Linked DNA regions of Mus musculus: region 2 is linked to region 1. A link is a loop called in an ENCODE intact Hi-C map of the cell type or tissue named here. Cell type or tissue: left cerebral cortex. All regions are shown on one strand. Each heading gives the region's core, and the rest is flanking DNA. Links, peaks and the distances in the headings are about the cores only.

Region 1 (9,053 bases), core at 709-8,708:
TTTAATCCCAGCACTCGGGAGGCAGAGGCAGGTGAATTTCTGAGTTTGAGGCCAGCCTGGTCTACAGAGTGAGTTCCAGGACAGCCAGGGCTACAGAGAAATCCTGTCTTGAAAAAAAAAAAAAAAAGATTAGAACAGGGGGTGGTCTGGTCATTCTTAGTGACAGATGGGTCCTCTCTGGCTAGGACTTCTTTTTAATAAAAAGAAATTTAATTTTTTAATACTTGTTTAATTTCCAGTGTGCGTGGGTATGAGTGTGAGGTCACACGTGTGTAGGTCAGACGATAACCTGAGGGGTCGATTCTCTTTCTGCCGGGTGGGTTCTGGAATCACACTCAGAGCCTCACATTGGTGGCAGAGGTGCTCACACTTACTAAGCCATCTCAGCCAGCTGGGTAGAGCTGGTAAGTTGATTACTTGCTTCCAGGATTGGCTGTGTTTGAAGCCATCTGTGATACTTTAAAACCCCAGGCGCCTAAGCCCTGCCTAGGACAGAGTCTGTCTGTCTGCAACTCTGTTTCAGCACTGGAAGTGGTGGAAGCATCCCAGGGGTTCTGAGGTGAATTTAGGGTTGAAAGCCACTGCCCTGACGTTTTAGGAGTAGCATACTGCCTTAGTCAGGTTTCCACTGCAGTGATAAACACCATTAACAAAAGCGTCCTGGGTAGGATAGGGTTTGTTTCACCTTACAGTATCTAGTCCCTCAATAAGGGAGTCAGGGCAGGAACTCAAAGCAGGAGTCTCCTAGAGGCAGACATAGAAGCAGAGACCGTTGAGAACCACTGCTTATCTGTTTGTAAGTCCTGGCTCATTTGGTTTGCCTTCTTATATACCCCAATACCAACTTCCTTACACCCCACAACCACCTGACAAGGCTTGGTGCCACCTCCAGTGGGCTGGGCTCTATCAGTCATCTGCCAAGAAAATGCCCCACAGGCCAACCTGATAGAGGCATTTTCTCAGTTGAGGTTCCCATTCCTCAGATCTAGCTTAAGTTGAGTGTCAAGCCAGCACAGAGACCCTGTTCCCATTTTTAACAGTGTCCAGACCGGGCAGTCTGTGTAGTTCCAGTGTATTTCAAGGGCAGCAGGCAGCAGGTAAGGGTTCCCTCTCGAGGACTCGTTGTGACAGCTGCTGCTGCTGCTAACTCCCTGAGCCTGGGCTCTTAACAGCTTCCTGTGAGATCTTGGGTAGAGTTGTGTGGGTGAGAGGTGGAGGAAGGAGGTGAGTGTATCTGGCGTGACTTGATGGCTCTCAGGAAGAGGAAGGGGAGGAAGAGGAAGAGGAGGAAGAGGCAAGCCTTGGTGTTACCAGACCTGCTGCTACACAGCCACCCTCCCTTCCTGCTGTTCATCTTTGCTGCTAATGTTGCATCTGGATGGCTGTTTTAAGGAGCATGGATGGTAGAGGACCTGTGCTCCTCAGGTCCCTTAGTGATCCTGCTCCGCCCCCTTTCTCCTCACTTCGTGATTCATCCATCCTGCCACCCCCTTGTTGCTTGTGATCCTTCCTTCCTGCCTGCCTTCCTTTCAGTCTTGTCTGTCATCATCCCCCAATATCCAGACACCAATCTAGGTAACATAGAATACTGGGTCTCAGTGTCTTAAGGACCTTGGACATAGTTTCTCTCTCTCTCTCTAGAAATTCATTTATTTTATGTATATGAGTACACTGATACTCTCTTCAGATATTACAGATGGTTGTTCCATGTGGTTGCTGGAATTGAACTCAGGACCTCTGGAAGAGCACTCGGTGCTCTTAACTGCTGAGCCATCTCTCCAGCCCTTGTCTGCTTTCTCAAAGTAGCTTATGCCTCACCCACTCCCAATCTGAAAGCCTGCTGTGCTGATGTTACACAGCCGTCTGTGGTCTCCTGCTAATGTTTCGTTTATCTTGTGTTTGTTGTTCTGGGTGAAGTACAGGGTAGATGTTGGAAGCTGAAGTCAGCACTGTTGGGCTGCTAAGACTCAGCTGAACCTGGTCTGTCAAGATCAACCCTAAGAAACGTTGCCTCGGGAGCGCTGTCTGAGGAAGCAGAAGAGTAGTCAAAACACAACTTAATAAAACATGGCTAAAGACATGGCTCTGTCAGTTAAGTGTTTGCCTACCAAGCGTGAAGACCCAAGTTTAATTCCCAGAATATGTGTCCAAAGGGCTGGGTGTGGTAGCATATTTGGAGAAAGGCCAAGCCCTTGGGATGGCTAGCCAGGCCTGCTTAGGGAGAACCAGGCTCATGAGAGACCCGTCTCAGAAAAGAAGACAGACAGCAGCGTCTGAGGAGTGAGACCCAGGAATAGCAACCTTCTCCCATCTTGTGCATCTGGAAAATGTTAATATCTTCTGGAAACGATTTCCCAGTTCCATTGTCTTTACGTTGAAATACAAAACTACATGGGTTCCTAAACAGTGTATGTTTCAATTCTGAAATGTGAATTTGAAACTAAATGTTCTTTGATATTTTTAGTTAAGAGGGATTTTGCAGCTTCTGTCATCGAATAAAAAAGGCGTTTTGCTAACCGATATTTATTGTCTCCACTTTAAAGACAGATTTCATCTTTTATAAAACCTGAATTGCTTGTCACTGAGTCATATCATGACTGAATGCATTCTGTCTGTGACAAGGACAGTATATAAAACTAAGGACCCCAGGTGGAGTGCCGGGAGATGACATCACCTCATTGTCCATGGGAAGTGAATGAGAATTCATGGCAATCAGGAGTAAGGCGCAGTGGAGTTTAGCTGGTTCTTTGGAAAGACGCGTTTTCCTGTAATATATTAAATAGGACATGTTACCTTCGTCATTAGATAACATAAATTCAAGCATTTTGTTTTTAGGAATGCTGGGTTATTTGTAGTGGGTTAAGACTCACTTTTTAAAACTAACCATATAACAACAGAAATAGATTTTGTCGTGTGGCTTTTTGCAAAGGCAGTGTGAACCACACAGCCTACTGCTCCTCTCCAGGAGTGAGGAATGTTAGTATCTCCATGGAGCTAGGTTTTTCCTGTTGGAACCATAGCAACCGACTACCCTCACAAAAGGACTGGCCTCCCCAAACATGGAGCCCCCGCACAAACATTGACTTTCTTCAAGGCAGTAATATTAGAGCAAATCCCTTGTCTTTGCCAAACACAAGATTCATTGTGAGAAACTTCCAGCATCCTCAGTGGGCTAGGACCCCCTTCATTACAGATTCGTGGATTCAGTCTCTCTCTTAAAATCTGACTTTCCATAAGCAACGTTTGTAACAGAATTCTGTTAATTTTAGCGTGCTTATGAAGAAGGACTTGTTGTTTTTGTTGGTGAGGTTCTGAGGAGGGGTTTATTCTCATGCTTGCCTTGCTCTGCAGGGATGGCCCTGGGGTTTCCTGGTGGTTGCAGATCTGTCTCAGGGTAGGAGGTATCACATTGTTGCAGATCTATCTCAGGGTAGGAGGTATCACATGACCTTTCTTGGTCATCTCCTCCTTTGCTTTTGTTTATGCTAATGGTTTTTCAAAATCTGGCCTTTGTTAACTGGTTTGGACTGGCCAAGTTCTAGAGATTAGTGCTGGAAATTAAACTGCTACTTCTTACGAACCTGGCAGGAGGATCAGGTTTGGGGTGGATCTTAGGAGCATGAGCAAATAGGGCAGCCTCGCATTGTCTTGTGTCTTGCTTTTCTGTTTTCAGTCATAGCATTGCTCCTCCTGCCCCCTGGTGTCTCTGTCTTCCCCAAGTGCGCCCCCCCCCCTCGTGATTGTGTGTGTGTGTGTGTGTGTGTGTGTGTGTGTGTGTGTGTATTCTCACATTTGGCTGGTTCCCTCAGGACTGACAACTTTCCTAAGCCGGTCTCAACTTCAAATACCAAAGAGATTTATTGTTTCAACTCTGTTCACATCCATTTTGCTTTGTGTGATTTTCTCAGTGGCATCAAGACTGTAACTCTCTGGTGATGTGATTCAGGTGTTGGTCGGCTCTCTTCCAGGAAGAATTCACCCTCCTTCAAGCCGCATTAGCGCCCTCTTCTGGTCTGAATGCCCTTGAATGGATCTGCCTTGGGCACCCCTGCTGAGCTTGTGTCACATTTTGCACAGTGCCCCAAATATCCAAGCCTCTGTAATTCTCCTGACCATAGGGCGAAGCTCAGCCCTCTTAGCCCAACAGTCGGCTCCTGTGGAGGAAGTCTGCACCCAGGGTTCTGCAGGCACTGTTGCTTTTACACAGTTCCCTTTGTAATCCTCTGGGGTGATTTTTGACTTTTAAGTTCTTCTGCTTTCTCAGTGCCACTCATTGCGTTGCCACTATGGGGGCATTGGTTTGTTTGTTTTGTTGGTTTATGTATTTATTTATTTTTTTACAACTTGCTAGTAGTATCTTTGAAGGAAATGATTTTGTAAAATACTTTAATATGTCCCCTGGGGATAAGGCATCCCAGTCCCTGAAGCCAAGGCCAGGCTGGATTCTTCATCCAGGACAACCACTTTCCCAGCCCTTTAGCCCAGAAGGACCTCTTTGCTTGAGTTCTGTGTCCCCTGCATGCAGTCTGCTTCTTTGGGTCTGATTCCTGTGCTCCATCCTACAGTAAGGGTCTGCTTCATCGCTGTGTGAAACCCTGGGCTGGTTCACTGTCAAGTAAGTCATTCCGTTTGTTTTCGTAGTTTTGTTTTTCCTTCAGTTTAGGCTGCCCCAGCTCTGGACTTTTGCGATGACTAATCATGACTAAAAGTTCTCTTGGGTCTGTGTTGAGCAATGAATGCTTGACCTGGGTTGGGTGTGCACACACCCAGATGTGGCAGACATTGTCAGTCACCTCGCACTGGTCAGCTAGCCTTCCATGAAGTATTCAGATTGAACATTTACTGACCAGTCATATACAAGTATGCTTTGTACTGCACCCACTTAAGCAGACTTTTGCACTCTCCTCTTTATTTTAATATAGTCCCAGATGCCTTATCCTAGGCGTTCTCTAATATCATCACTGAACATGGACGTTGCTTTCTATTTAACTCCCTTTTATTCCTTCAGCGTTGTCCCTGAGGTTTGGGTGGCCGTGTGGATTGACCTCGGCCTTCTTGGGGTGTTAAAGCACACTGAGCTTCATGCTGCCGAACGCTGAGTTCTAAAAGAATTGTCTTCTCTTTTTCTAACAGTTGGATATTCTAAAAACCAAGCCGTCGCACAGAGCACAGGGTCTTACCTTTGCTTTTTGGATTCAGTAAGTAGCTCTCTGTTTTGTTGATAGTGGCTTTGCATATATTTTCCAAACAATGATTGGGAATTTTAGTAGGGTTCTTAAAAATACGTTTTTAAATATGTTGGAATGAATCTCAAAAGTCAAGTTGAATAGGTTGTTGCTAGCATCTAATTAGCAATAAGTAACATCATATAAAGTGTAAAAGAGGACCACAGGGGATATATAAATAAGCAAAATGCTAGCAAATATGATGCTTCAGGGATTAAGAAATGGAAATGGACAGCTCCAGGTCATGACAGCTAGAGCAAACTTTGAAGCAGATTCATAGGCAAAGCTAAGGAGAGGATGGGTAGGTGACAGGTAGACTTAGACAGAAATTCAATCAACGTTATATCAAAATTTGAATTTGTGACCAAACAAATTAAATTAGCAAAATACTTCCACAAAGCAAGTTAAGTATTTTCTTACTGTTTTTTTTTTTTTTTTTTTTTTTTTTTTGCTTTGTTTTGCTTTTGAGATGGGGTTTTCTGTATAGCCCTGGCTGTTCTGATACTCTCTTTGTAGACCAGGCTGGCCTCGAACTCAAAGAGATCCACCTGCTCCTGCCCCCTGAGTGCTGGGATTAAAGGTGCTCAGCACCATGTTGACAGCGTGAGTGTGCCTTATGTGTGACTCAGCACCACACTGACAGCGTGAGTGTGCCTTATGCTGTGGCCTTGACTCCTAGTTGTCACCCCTTGGTGTCTCAGGGAAAGACTTGTATGCAGATTTGCCTCAGGTTGTTTATTATGACAGAAACGAGAAGCTGGTTACCGTGTGCTGGCTGAGTACTGGCGAAGAGCCCCGGCAGACCGTCAGAGAACGGTCACTTTTATGGGATGCTCAGGAGTAGGACACTTGGTTGTGACGGATGAACAGACTCTGTACAGACTGTGCTGTCCTTGAAAGTTCTCGTGGAATAAAGCAAAGCAAAGGGTCTGTCTTAGACAATACAGCTTTTATGTACCTGAATTACTTCATAGGTTGGGCTCCTGGCTTCTTAGAAACATGCACACCAGGGCTTATGGAAATGGTAGCCATTGGCCTATGCAGCTGTTACAATTTTGTTCATTTCCAGTTGCTGATTCCAGGTACACGGAGGTGGGAGAATGCATAGACCAGGAGATGAAGCCTCCCTCCCATGCTCGGGACAAGAGGAGAACTGACCCACAGCGTTGCCTTGGGAGGTCTGACATTTTCAAGTCAGAGTCCTGCATAATGTTGTATTTACTGAATTTCAATAGCACATTTGTCAGTAACTTACTGAGGACAGATGTGGCCAGCTGGATGTGGAAGTGTGTCTGTCACATACCGTGTGTGAGTTTTGCATTTGACCTATCCATTTTAGTGTGAGGTTATTTATCAAACAGCTTTGGTATTAGCCGTGTAGAACGCACTCAGCTCTAGGAAGCAGCTGAGGAAGGTCAGGCGTTGGCGCAGTGCAGGCTATCTGGCAGGATAGGCCGTCTGTGGGCGGCTGCTCTGCTCTGCTTAACCTAAGTTCTGGCTCCACCTTCAGGCGCTAGCTATTCCCCTAAGCTGGAAACAGAACAAGCTGCTCACGCAGAGATTGTGTATAGCTGGCTCTGGAAGATCATGAGATACATGGGAGTGGGAAGCAGGAATGGGACCAGAGGCTTGTATCTCTCGGGAGGGAACTACAACATTTCCTGTAAGACTGTCTATAGTTTAGGTGGGCTTACCTTGTTTTAAAGTGGAAGTTATAACAGTCAGACTGTGGTCTTAAAATGGGTCCCAGTAAGCAAATCTCCCTCCACTAAGACAAGGCCCTATCACTTTAAGCTTCCACTAATTCCTTGCCATACTGTAGTGGTTATTCCTTGTTGTCAACTTGACTATATTTGGAATGAACTACAATCCAGAATTGGAAGGCTCACCAGTGACCCTTATCTGGAGGCTTGGAGATCCTTATCTGGATCTTGGTTTGAAGATCTTGAGCCACAGTGGCTATGTATTCCAGAAGATTGAATCTCAGAGTTTAAGGAACACACCTTTAATCTGGGCTACACCTTTCATCTGGGATTAAAGGTGTGGTGGAACACACCTTTAATCTGGGCTACACCTTCTGCTGGAGACAATATAAGGACATTGGAAGAAGGGAGTCTAGCTCTTGCTCTTGCTCCTTCGCCTGCTTGCTGCGTGAGACTGAGTAACTGCTAGATCCTTGGACTTCCATTCACAGCTGTGACTGAACCATTGTTGGGAATTGGGCTGCCGACTGTAAGTCATCAATAAATTCCTTTACTATCTAGAGACTATCCATAGTTCTGTGACTCTAGAGAACCCTGTCTAATACACATACCCAACTGGGAACCTTTGACACATGGGCAGTAGGGAGATACTTTCATTTTAAGATAGAGTGCCCAGAAAATGTCAGAGGCGATTTGAGGGGCTGCTGCTAAAGATGAGGCTGATCACCAACAACCAGACCGAGAGGAGGCGTATACAGCTTTCAGCTCCAGCTGCCAGGGCTGGAAATTGAGCCAATAAATCCCACCTGCCTGGTGAAGACTCTGTAAGTCCCTATAAACAGAGGCGCTCAGAATGTGTCTGATGGAGACATGTGAAAGTCCCAGGGTGTATCCCACGGGAATAGAAAGCCCTCTACTGAGTCCCTTGGGCCTCACCGTATCTGCCTTATCTGGCTGTTCACCTGCGTTCCTTACTGTATCCCTTCCAGTCAGCTGAAAATAGTTTGTTTTTCCTTGAGTCCTGTGCACCTATCAGATTACTCGGAAACTCCCCATTGGTAGCCAAGTAATATGGCATCTGACTTGGGCATGTTCTTGAAGGGTATGAGCCCATAGCCAGGGATCCATGCTAGTCCAGATAGTATGAGGATTGCATTGGATGGGAAGTCCTAACAGAGGTCTTCAGAGACAGCAGAGCTAAAGACAGCTCCGTCATTCCCTTCAGGATTCTTAGGAGCAAACTGAGAGATGACGAGGGACCACAGTTGATGATGTAGCACACGAGTGACACCTCCAGTCTAACGTGACCTAGGGTTTATGTGCTCTTGCTATGTGGGAGTTTGAGGAATGTGCATGGTTTGAGAGGAAGGGAAGGTAATACAAAGGAGAGCTTCTGCCTTGGGAAATATTCACCGGCCCAGCACATTCTGCTTGGCCCACCGAATAACAGTGGATGGTCAGTGATTTGCTGTGCCATCCAGTGGCATGTGATAGTTGGCTGTGTGACAACTTACGCTGACATTCTGTGGCTTCCGTTTGTCACAAGAGTGACATCCTCAAGGATGGAGCCACAGGTGTTGGAGCTAAGCCAATAAGACCTTTGCAGAGGTGTCAGATAGACTCGACTTACTGTCTACAGCTCCATGGTCAGGGCTTGACAGCATTGATAATAAGGGGGAAACACACATACCAGAGTTTTGTGGGTTAAGAAGCCCTTTGGCGTATGAGAAGCATTGGACACTGCTTTTCAGAACAGGCTCAGGAAGTAACTGGGTTTGGACACTTACCCTTCATCATTCCATTCACAGGGGTTAGGCCTAAACAGGACCCTTCTCCCTAAGTTTCCACATCTCATCCAAAAACCAAACACAGGAAGACCTAGAACAAGGTGACTGTGTTCTCTGTGGCAGGCACATTTGCTATGGTCTTTAGCATTTTCATTTGTTAATGTTCCCCCAAGGCCTCTCTGCACCTGTCATTTTCAAGGGTACCTTCTTAGAGAGACTTCACTGGGTGCCTGTCTTATCATTTATTCTCCTCAGTTCTCTTGACTAATTTTTAAATAGTGTGCGTGTGAGTGTGTGTGTGTGTGTGTGTGTGTGTGTGTACATACACTTTTGTGTTG
Region 2 (9,053 bases), core at 435-8,434, 160 kb before region 1:
CTTCTTGCCACTTCCTCAAAGTTTCCTCTGGATTGAACTGCCATTGCTAATTTGTGAATGGGTGGTGTACTGGCTAGTTTTGTGTCAACTTGACACAGCTGGAGTTATCACAGAGAAAGGAGCTTCAGTTGAGGAAATGCCTCCATGAGATCCAACTGTAAGGCATTTTCTCAATTAGTGATCAAGGGGGAAAGGCCCCTTGTGGGTGGGACCATCTCTGGGCTGGTAGTCTTGGGTTCTATAAGAGAGCAGGCTGAGCAAGCCAGGTGAGGCAAGCCAGTAAAGAACATCCCTCCATGGCCTCTGCATCGGCTCCTGCTTTCTGACCTGCTTGCATTCCAGTCCTGACTTCCTTGGTGATGGACAACAGTATGGAAGTATAAGCCGAATAAACCCTTTCCTCCCCAACTTGCTTCTTGGTCATGATGTTTGTGCAGGAATAGAAACCCTGACTAAGACAGGTGGTGATTGCAAGTGGACTGGACTTCTGACAACACAGGTTGGAATAGCCCCAAAGAACTGTTTCTAAACAGGTCCACAACCCCCGTCTCCCATTAACCTTTCTTTTCCACTCCCTCTGGTGAGTGGGTGGGCTAGAAGGGAGGATCAAGCACTTAAGAATCCTTATTAAAGTAGGTTTTGAGAGATCTAAGCCTGCATCTGTGACTCGGGCTGACAATCTCAGCAGTCTGCCAGAAGGACGATGCATGCATGACCCTGGAAGTGAAGGTTGGCCAGAGGCTGACCGGCGGGGTCATTGCACAGGGTTTGCTCTGGGACCCTGGCAGTGGCATGCAGAAAACGACAACAGCCAAAGCCTTCAGGTGCTTCTCTCAAACCTCAACAAACATGGCAATATCATGTCTCCATACCAGTATTGTGTCCAGGAAGGAAAATTAAAATTGAGAGCCAGATAGTTCATATCTGAAGCAGAAATAAGAATCTCTAGAAACTGAGCTGTGCCAAGGCAGAGGAGTGCTTTTCCTGAATCTGTTCAAGAGGCACCATAGGCTCTAGCTCTCAACACCCCATGCCTGTGGCTTCAGTTTCCACTTAGCAATTGTCTGGAGAGGAGAAGACATCTAATACTTGGCCTCTCAGTTAACCCCTTCTCAAAGTGGCAAAAGAGTACAAACATAATAGCTAAAGGCCACTCTCCCTGAAACTTTGTTTTAAGTTATATGTGTCTATTTCTAAGGATTTGGGTACCTATTATACCTGTAAAGGGCTTAAGCCTAAATGAAAAAAAATTTTTAAATAGTCCAGTGATAAAAAGATATTTTAACATTTAAGGTTAGTGATGACAAAACTAAAAATTTGTATTTACAAAGCAAGAAAAGTATCAGTTGCCAACTGAACTGACGATGTCAAAACCCATATCCAGACAGCACACAGTGCAACCTGGGAGGATATAAACAGGAACATGCAGCAAGTGGCAACAGTGACAGTTTTGAATTATAAACACTAAATTCTAGTGATGTGAATTAAAAATTGATGGACAGTCTTGAATTCCATACACATATAAGGATAACACAATAAGAAATAAAGATTTTTTAATTAGCATTCTCCTAGCAGGCTCTTAGGAAATATTTGTGCAATAAACAATATAAAATATCACTAAGTATGTGGCTCAGTGGTAGAATATTTGCCCATATATATATAGGAGACCCTAGGTTCTGTCCCTAGTGCAACAGGAAAAAAAAACATATCCCACCAGCCTCAGAACTGGGCTGCTTTAGTGAGACAATGCAAGCTGTACTAATAAAAAATAATACTAATAAATAATAATCTGGAATCATGGGGCATCTGCCCAAGAACAAAGCAAAATAGGTCACAGTGTTTGAGAGGGTCCCTACCTTATCCCAGTTGCTTTCTGTAATGCACACATATATGTGGGCATGCTCAAATCCATCCATCTATATGTCCATCCAACCAATCTCAATGTTCAATTTAAAGCAGTGACCTTATAAATAGCAAAGTAAGGAAAAAGATGGATGTAACTGTAAAACACAACCACTGAAATACCCCAGTGAGCTACTGTCCACACAGCCTGGTAGGTACTGGGTACACTTCACTGTGAGGCAATGTTCTGGTCTTTTCATTGTGATGAACCTGGACAAAGATAACTACAAAGATAATCTAAAAAAAGGAGAACACAATGCACCTGGGTGAGCAGAAGCAGCCCAGAGACCTGCTGCTGTGTGGCCCACTTACAGCGGGAACCACCACAATGTGCAAGCGTGTGGTACACAGAGCGAAAAGAAAGAGAAGTAGAACAGTCTGAGCATCACGAAGAGATGCAGAACTGGAGACTCAAGGGGGAGAAGGAATAGCCTGATGTGTGTAGCCTACCCTGCTACTTGAAGCCTTGATGGAGTCCCAGCCTGTGCTGCCCCTGAGGGCCATGTCTGGGTCTGTGGGGCTCACGATACCACTTAAGACAACACTGATATTCCTGGTTTGGGCTGCTGCTTGGAACCGTGTTGATATCCAAGGGCTGTGCAGAGCTGGCTCCCCTCCTCACCAGCTCTGGCACTCTAGAGAGCAATCCCTGCCTCTCACCAGCTGCAGCACTTGGAAGTATGGGCCCTGCACCTCATCTAGGCAGCACTGTTGAGCTAGCCCTGGTGACTGAGGTGTAGGTGAGCTGGCCCAAGGGTGTGAGCACAGAAGAACTGGACCTGCCATTTGTCTGTCATGAGGCATCATGGGTGTGGGGGAGATGCCTTCATGCCCTCCTCACCTCACCCCTCGCCTTCTGTGGTAGCCAGGAGAGCTGGCCCTAGAGTCATGAGAGCAAAAGTGCTATCCCCTCTCCTCACCAGCAGCTGCACTCAGGAGAGTGAACACTGGGTCTCACCCTGGCAGCACAAAAGAACAGGCTCTGGTGGCAAAGGCTTAGGGGAGGGCATCAGAACAGGAGAGCTGGCACAGCCTCTTGACAGCTGTGGCACTTGGGAGAGTGAGAGAGCAGTCTTGCCCCTCGACTGGATGAAGTGTTGGGTGAGGTAGCTGGCACAGTGCTAGAGTCTAAAAGTAACTTTTATTCACCTGTTTTAATTGTTGTCTCCAATGCTTACAGCCTTTGTCTGCTAACGCAGGCCTAGTGTTAGGGTCTGGGAACTACTTCACAAACCACTCAGACACCAATCTCAGTCATATAGGGATGGTTTATTGAACACCACACCTTAAATATCTCTTCTTCGAAGTTGGCTTATCTTCAAAAGAGAAGCCAGAAAGAAGAACAGCCAGGGCATGGCCCCCAGCATCAGGGCTTTCAGAAGTGGCTCTCCCTCCCTCCTCGAACTCTGCAAAGTCAGCAACACCTCGCTGTTTCACACTTTACCAGCCTTGGGCTTTGGAATTGTGCAGCAACGCCCTTCTTCGTGCATCCTAATCAACCACAAGTTTCATCAAGCAGAGTTGCACTGATCACCCGTATGGAGGAGGCAGCTAGCTGCAGGCTCTCACACTCCCCTTCATGTGTGTCTCTGGCATGAAGTCTTGGCTAGGGCACGGGACAGGCTTCCTTCAGTCAGCAAGGACCCTGTGAAGGGACCAAGAGGACATAAAAATCAAGCCCTGCATATAAGAACGTCCCAGAGAAAAAGAATGGGTCAGGTGAAGCAGAGTATGGGAATGACATGCTTGGGAGAAAAGAGATCTAGCTTTAACACTTGGGTTCAAAAATCAATGAAACTGTCAAATAAGGAATGGTGTCTTGCTTATTCCAGGGTCCTTGTTTGGTTTTATCATCTATAGATCAATCTGTTCTCTAAAATCATACTGTCTATTCCAGCAAACGAATGAATGAATGAATGAATGAATGAATAGGGCCGGCCACAGACTCCCAGGCGAGAGTAAGATGATGCTCTCAGGGACCAGCCAACTGAGAGTAGAATACTGGCAGGTAACCATGTCTAACCAGAGCCAATTGGCCAGTGAGACTTTTAAAATATAATTAAATTTTTTTTGTTCATTGATGCTTTGCCTGCATGCATGTGTGAGAGTGTCAGAACCCCTAAAACTGGAGTTACAGTCATGTGTGAGCTGTCATGAGGGTGCTGGGGATTGAACCCAGGTCCTTCGGAAGAGGAGCCAGTGCTCTTAATCACTAAGCCATCTCTCCAGTCATGTATACAGGGGAATATTAGCACATAGGCAAGTGCTGGGTTTTCTACTCCAAGAAGCACTTCAGGCGATGAGGACAGCTCTCCTGTGATTGGAAAGACTCCACTGGTTAAAGAAATGAATGGAAACAGCTCAACATAGTATCAAGCTGAGTCTATGCATCTGGAGACCTGGTACTGGTCTGTCATTCTCTAGGGAGACAGTCCCACAGACAACTCTCCAGCAAAAGCCAACTGTCATGGGGAACTGTACAATGTTCCTGGCACCCAAGAAAGGCCAGATGCCACATATGGAAGGGCTTGGGGCCAAGCAATGAGGTCAGGGTGAAGCAGTGAGATGGAAATTGTGGCTAGGGAAAGAAGCAGTGCGTGTCTCCAGCAAGAGTCACAGCTTACAGTTAAGTCACAGCATTTCAGCAGCCTCCTAGAGTATGTGCAGTACCTCTGGTCCCACAGGGGTCCAACCTGCTGTCTCTGCCTCACAGCTAAGCCTGATCACAGCCTCTGGTGAAACCCAAGGAAGACACTTTACCTTCCATGGACTCTACATTACCAGAGAAAGGCAAAGGGAGAGGCTGGGGTAGTGAGCAGGGTGGAGCAGCCTACACAGGTCACTAAAGATTAGCACTCCTACATGAATCTACTGCCTAGGGCCACAACTTTGCCTCTTCTGGAGACCATGTCCTGTTCTCCCACTCCAGACCATGTGGGACCTGAGTGCAGTAAGCTTGTGCCAACTGGTTTAGGAGCTCTTCGGAGATGAAGGCAGATGAGACACAGTAAGATGTGAAACCTGAGCCTGGGAAGATGACAGATGGACAAACTCCAGTTTCAGGGGTTCTGACACCCTCAGGCTGACAGACATGTACGCAGGCAAAAGCACCAATAAACACCAACAGCCAGCAGGTGGCACTGTAGAAGCGTGAGAAACAGTGCTCAGGTTCTCATCAAATGATTTTTCTTTCTCTTCCTGCACAGCTGGATGCTGCTAAGATTGTCCTTTAATCTTCCTCATAGCTGCAAAGTTTGGACTCGGGCCAGGGTCAGAGAAAGGCTGTGGCCATGGGAGAGTGTCAGAGGATGCTGGAACTTCAGTCATCCTCCATCACTACTTCAATGGTATGTTTTCTCTTCCTTCATGCATATGAAAATCAGTGCTTCAAGTAGAAAAGGCACTAAACAGCCTGGTCAACTGCTAGCACCTGCTTCATAAAGGCAGAAGTGGAGGGTAGGAGTCGGCCCAGGGAATTCCAGTTGCTGCTGGAAGCCACATCCGGGGGCAGTGTCCACTAGGCCTCCGTATGTGAGAATGTGTGTGATGTGGTATGTCTTCAATGTGTGAGCATATGCCCATGATGTGATATGTTCTGTGTATAAACACATGTGCCAGATTTCTCTGCATGTATCTCTTGCCATGCATGTGTCAGGTATGATCTCTCTGTGTCCTGTGGTTATGTGTATTTTCGAATATTTCGACAAACTTCCTCTCATCTGTACAATGTAGCTGCAAGCCACTTTATGAGGAGCAACAGTGTCTGCTCAGTGAAGTGCCCCAAACCCTGATATGCCTGCAGAGCTTCCCTCAGTGAGGTTCCATCCCTTAGTGCTGGAAAGTGGTGTACACAGCAGGTCCTGGCTGGCACCTAGCCCTTCTCTCAACTTTTTTATTTATTATGTGTGCATGCATGTGCATGCATGTGCACACTTCATAGTGTGCATGTTGAAGTCAGAGGACAATGTGTGGGGACCTGTTCTCTCCTTTGACCATGTGGTGCAGAGATCAAATTCAAGTTGTCAGGTTCGGCACTAAGTATGCGTCCTTACCCACTGAGCCATCTCCTAGCACGGCTTCCTCCTCCCTTCTGCTCATTCTTCAGATACACCCCAGCCTGGCAGGAAGCTTGGGTGCCATTAAGAATTCCCATGAGATATTAGGGGGAAAACAACACCTGAAGGGGCTCCTGGAGCCAGAGGCTTGCTGACAACTTAGATAAAGTATCCTCCCCATCTCAGATTCAATTGTAAACTATTCTGCCCAAAAGTTCACTCCAAGGAAGACCCAGTCCTTTGGAAGCCCCTTATGAAGAAAAAGGAGCCACCTATTTGTCTGTTGCTTCCTAAGAGTCTTCATGAGGATGATGGAGGTGGTTTGGAGCCTGTAGCTTAGTGTTTGCAGAGCAAGTGCTGGTATGTACTTCAGAGGCTTTCCAAGGACTGTAAGTAAAAATGGACTGGACAAAAAGTTGGCCCAGAATATGTCAAACAAGGCAGAGAAGAGTCCTAGACCTGATCAGTGCTGAGATGGTGCCTCCCTCCCTCCCTTCCTCAAAGCCCCTCTGTCCTGTGACCTTACACCCCAGGACTGCAGTGTCATCCTACTGACCTAGAAATGCTGACCTCCAAATGGCTCAGACTCAGCAGAAAATTTTCAGTGGAAACCATATGAACATCTTTCCTGGAGTCCAAAGGTGATGCATCACAAGAAAGACCCCAACTTCCCTCCACCCATCCGGTCCCTCAGAGGTCGGCCATGCTCAGGGTGCATTATAGTCCCTATAACCAAGATTCAAATGCTACAGTTGATCTTGTGTTCCTAGCTAGGGCTTTCTGCTTCTTGGGATCTGACAGGGTACTTGGGCTGGCATTGGGAGGTAGGACATTAAGACACCCAGTAATCTCATTCAGGAGAATCTTGAGGGCTTTCTGAAGTGGAGGTGAAATATTTATACCAGTTAAACCATCTGGCTTCAGTGATCAACTCAGTTTTCAGTTTTCTTCCCTTCTCAAAGGTAGAGTTGAGACTAACCTTCTAAGGAAGGCTTGGTCTTTTCAGACAGACCTATCCTAAGCTTTCAAGAGTCCAAGACCCAAATGACCACTTAATTAGTATCTAAAAGATACTAGTCACTGTAGAGTTCAAGAACTGTGAATTGTGATATGCCAAGAACCAGAAACAAAAATCAAACATATGTTTATCTTGTCTCTAAGCAAAGAGGTATATACTGTGGAGGCTAAGGTGAAGAGACAATGCTTAGGCAGGCTGAAGGAGAGTGGAGTAAGGATCTAGGAGTGGCAGGGAGATCCACAGAGCAGAATAAAGAAGAGCAGAGGATGAGGGAGTGGGTAGGAGGGACCACAGTGGGTAGAACTACAGATCAGGAAAAATGCAGAGGTGGCTAGGGAAGTGAGTGGTAGGTGGATCCACAAAACAAAATAAATAAAAAAATGCCGAGGACCTCATCCTAATAAATCTCTTAATCTCACCTAAGTAATAGGGACAATAATGCCCATCCCACAGCTTTGTTAGGAAGATGCATAACAAAGTCTCTGGCACAAAGAATGGATGGGGGAACCATTACCAAGCCTAGGCTCCACTGAGCCCACGCTTCCAGCTCCAACCATGCTGGTTCAGCCCTCACACTACCAACTACAGAGCTGGGACCTGCCCTTAGGCTATGCTCTGAATTTACTTAGCCATGGCCTATGCAAACCTGCTGGTGCCTAAAGCCAGGTTAGAGACATTTGAAGAGAATGAAGAAAGCAGCCTTCTGGTGTTATCTAGTTGTATGTGGACATGAGCATGGATGGGCTCGTGTATAGTCAAATGTATGGGACAGTCCTGTCTGAGCATGCACATACAGGTGTATATGCATGGGTGTGCATGTATAGAGGCTATATGAGTAAATGAATGCATGTGTACCTGGGGGCAGGCTCATGGTGCTCCTGGTCCAGGTAAGCAAGCAATCCTTCTTCTGAAAAATACCAGCCAAGCAGAGGGTCTGAAGCCTTGGTTCTTCTGACAATCAGAATCTAAAGCTCACTCAGGGCACAGAGTCCATGAGCTTCTAGGAATCTGCAAAAAAAAAAAAAAAAAAAAAAAAAAAAACAAAATAAAAAATTGAACCTAGAGAAAAATAACTTCCACTGGCTCAAAATATAAAAGAACATTGATTTTGATCTCTATTATCACACCAAGATTTTGTTTGGGGGATTCACTATAAAGTATGCATTCCTAGAAGCCCCTCCAGTTTACGAACTCTTCACATCAGCACTTATCCAGCCGAAAGAACCAGGAAAGAAGGGTCAGTCCAGGGTGAGCAATCTCCAGCCCCAGCCTACCGCAGCAGCGGCTGGTAGTTCTGCATGTCCTCTTAGGGACATCACTGCCGTTTTTCTAACACCTCACAGTCAAGCTAGTTTTCTAGCAAACTGGCTGTCTGGGCTCTTTGCTGACCCTTCCACCCCATCCTAGCAATGGAAACCTGAAGTCAGAGAGTTCTAAGGGCCCTCAGGCTTCAGGTAGATGAATGAGCCGTCTCTGCCCACAGAACCCAAACCCAGTAGAAGCCACAAGCTCACTTTCCTCTGAACATATGGTAACCTAGTAGTCTGAGCTTCTAAGGTCTCAGCACCCATTTTCCTAAGCTAATACAAACCAAGCAAGCTTCTGACACAGTCAGAAAATGTGCCAGCAGCCTTGGGTGACTGTATAGGACATTGTGAAACATCGGTGACCACACAGGCTTTGCTTCTTCAGAAGTTAAACAGAAGCCAGACCATAGATTGGCCATGCTGTACATGATACCCACAACTTCCCAGGTAAGGGGGAGCATGGGCCCAGAGGAAGCTTGAAGGCTGTGGAGTATCCACACACACATATGTGCCCCCCTCTTCCCAGACCAGCTCTGGTTAGTCTGAATCCAGGAAGCAACCCCAGCCTTCAAAAGGTATGGAAGCCACAATGTTAGGTGCTTCCTTGGGCCAGGGTATAAGGTAAGGTGAAGAACTTCCAAACAGCCAAGAAAGAGCCCCAAACCCATGGACTGTCCACATCTTCCTGTGACTGATTCATGTGTTTCCCGTGACAGCCGCAGCAACATCACATCCGTTCTGAGGACTATTTTTAACTGACTTATGTATTTC

What was found. A loop is a pair of places that touch in the nucleus more often than their neighbours do. Peaks named below come from ENCODE experiments on the same cell type or tissue, not always from the same donor. Only the 100,000 strongest peaks of a DNase experiment are listed, where the experiment ranks them.
Region 2: it touches region 1 in a loop (6-fold over the local background); 28 of 42 quality-filtered maps call a loop at or near these places.

Annotation. Positions count from the first base shown.
Region 1 is chr11:121,647,754-121,656,806 of GRCm38, reverse strand. B3gntl1 (UDP-GlcNAc:betaGal beta-1,3-N-acetylglucosaminyltransferase-like 1) reads left to right here. Exons shown (of 13, transcript NM_178664.5): 4 at 5,134-5,198. Among named protein-coding and RNA genes, the nearest start is that of B3gntl1, 21 kb to the left of the region's middle. In left cerebral cortex, for the core only: CTCF peaks have their summits at 4,015 (motif pointing left) and 6,757 (motif pointing left); DNase peaks (open chromatin) are centred at 2,677, 2,973, 3,998, 6,685 and 2 more places; H3K27ac peaks cover 3,049 bases.
Region 2 is chr11:121,804,422-121,813,474 of GRCm38, reverse strand. Gm12589 (a long non-coding RNA gene) reads right to left here. Exons shown (of 3, transcript XR_389241.2): 2 at 7,831-7,983; 3 at 3,149-3,547. Among named protein-coding and RNA genes, the nearest start is that of Gm30338, 14 kb to the right of the region's middle. In left cerebral cortex, for the core only: a CTCF peak has its summit at 5,035 (motif pointing right); a DNase peak (open chromatin) is centred at 5,040.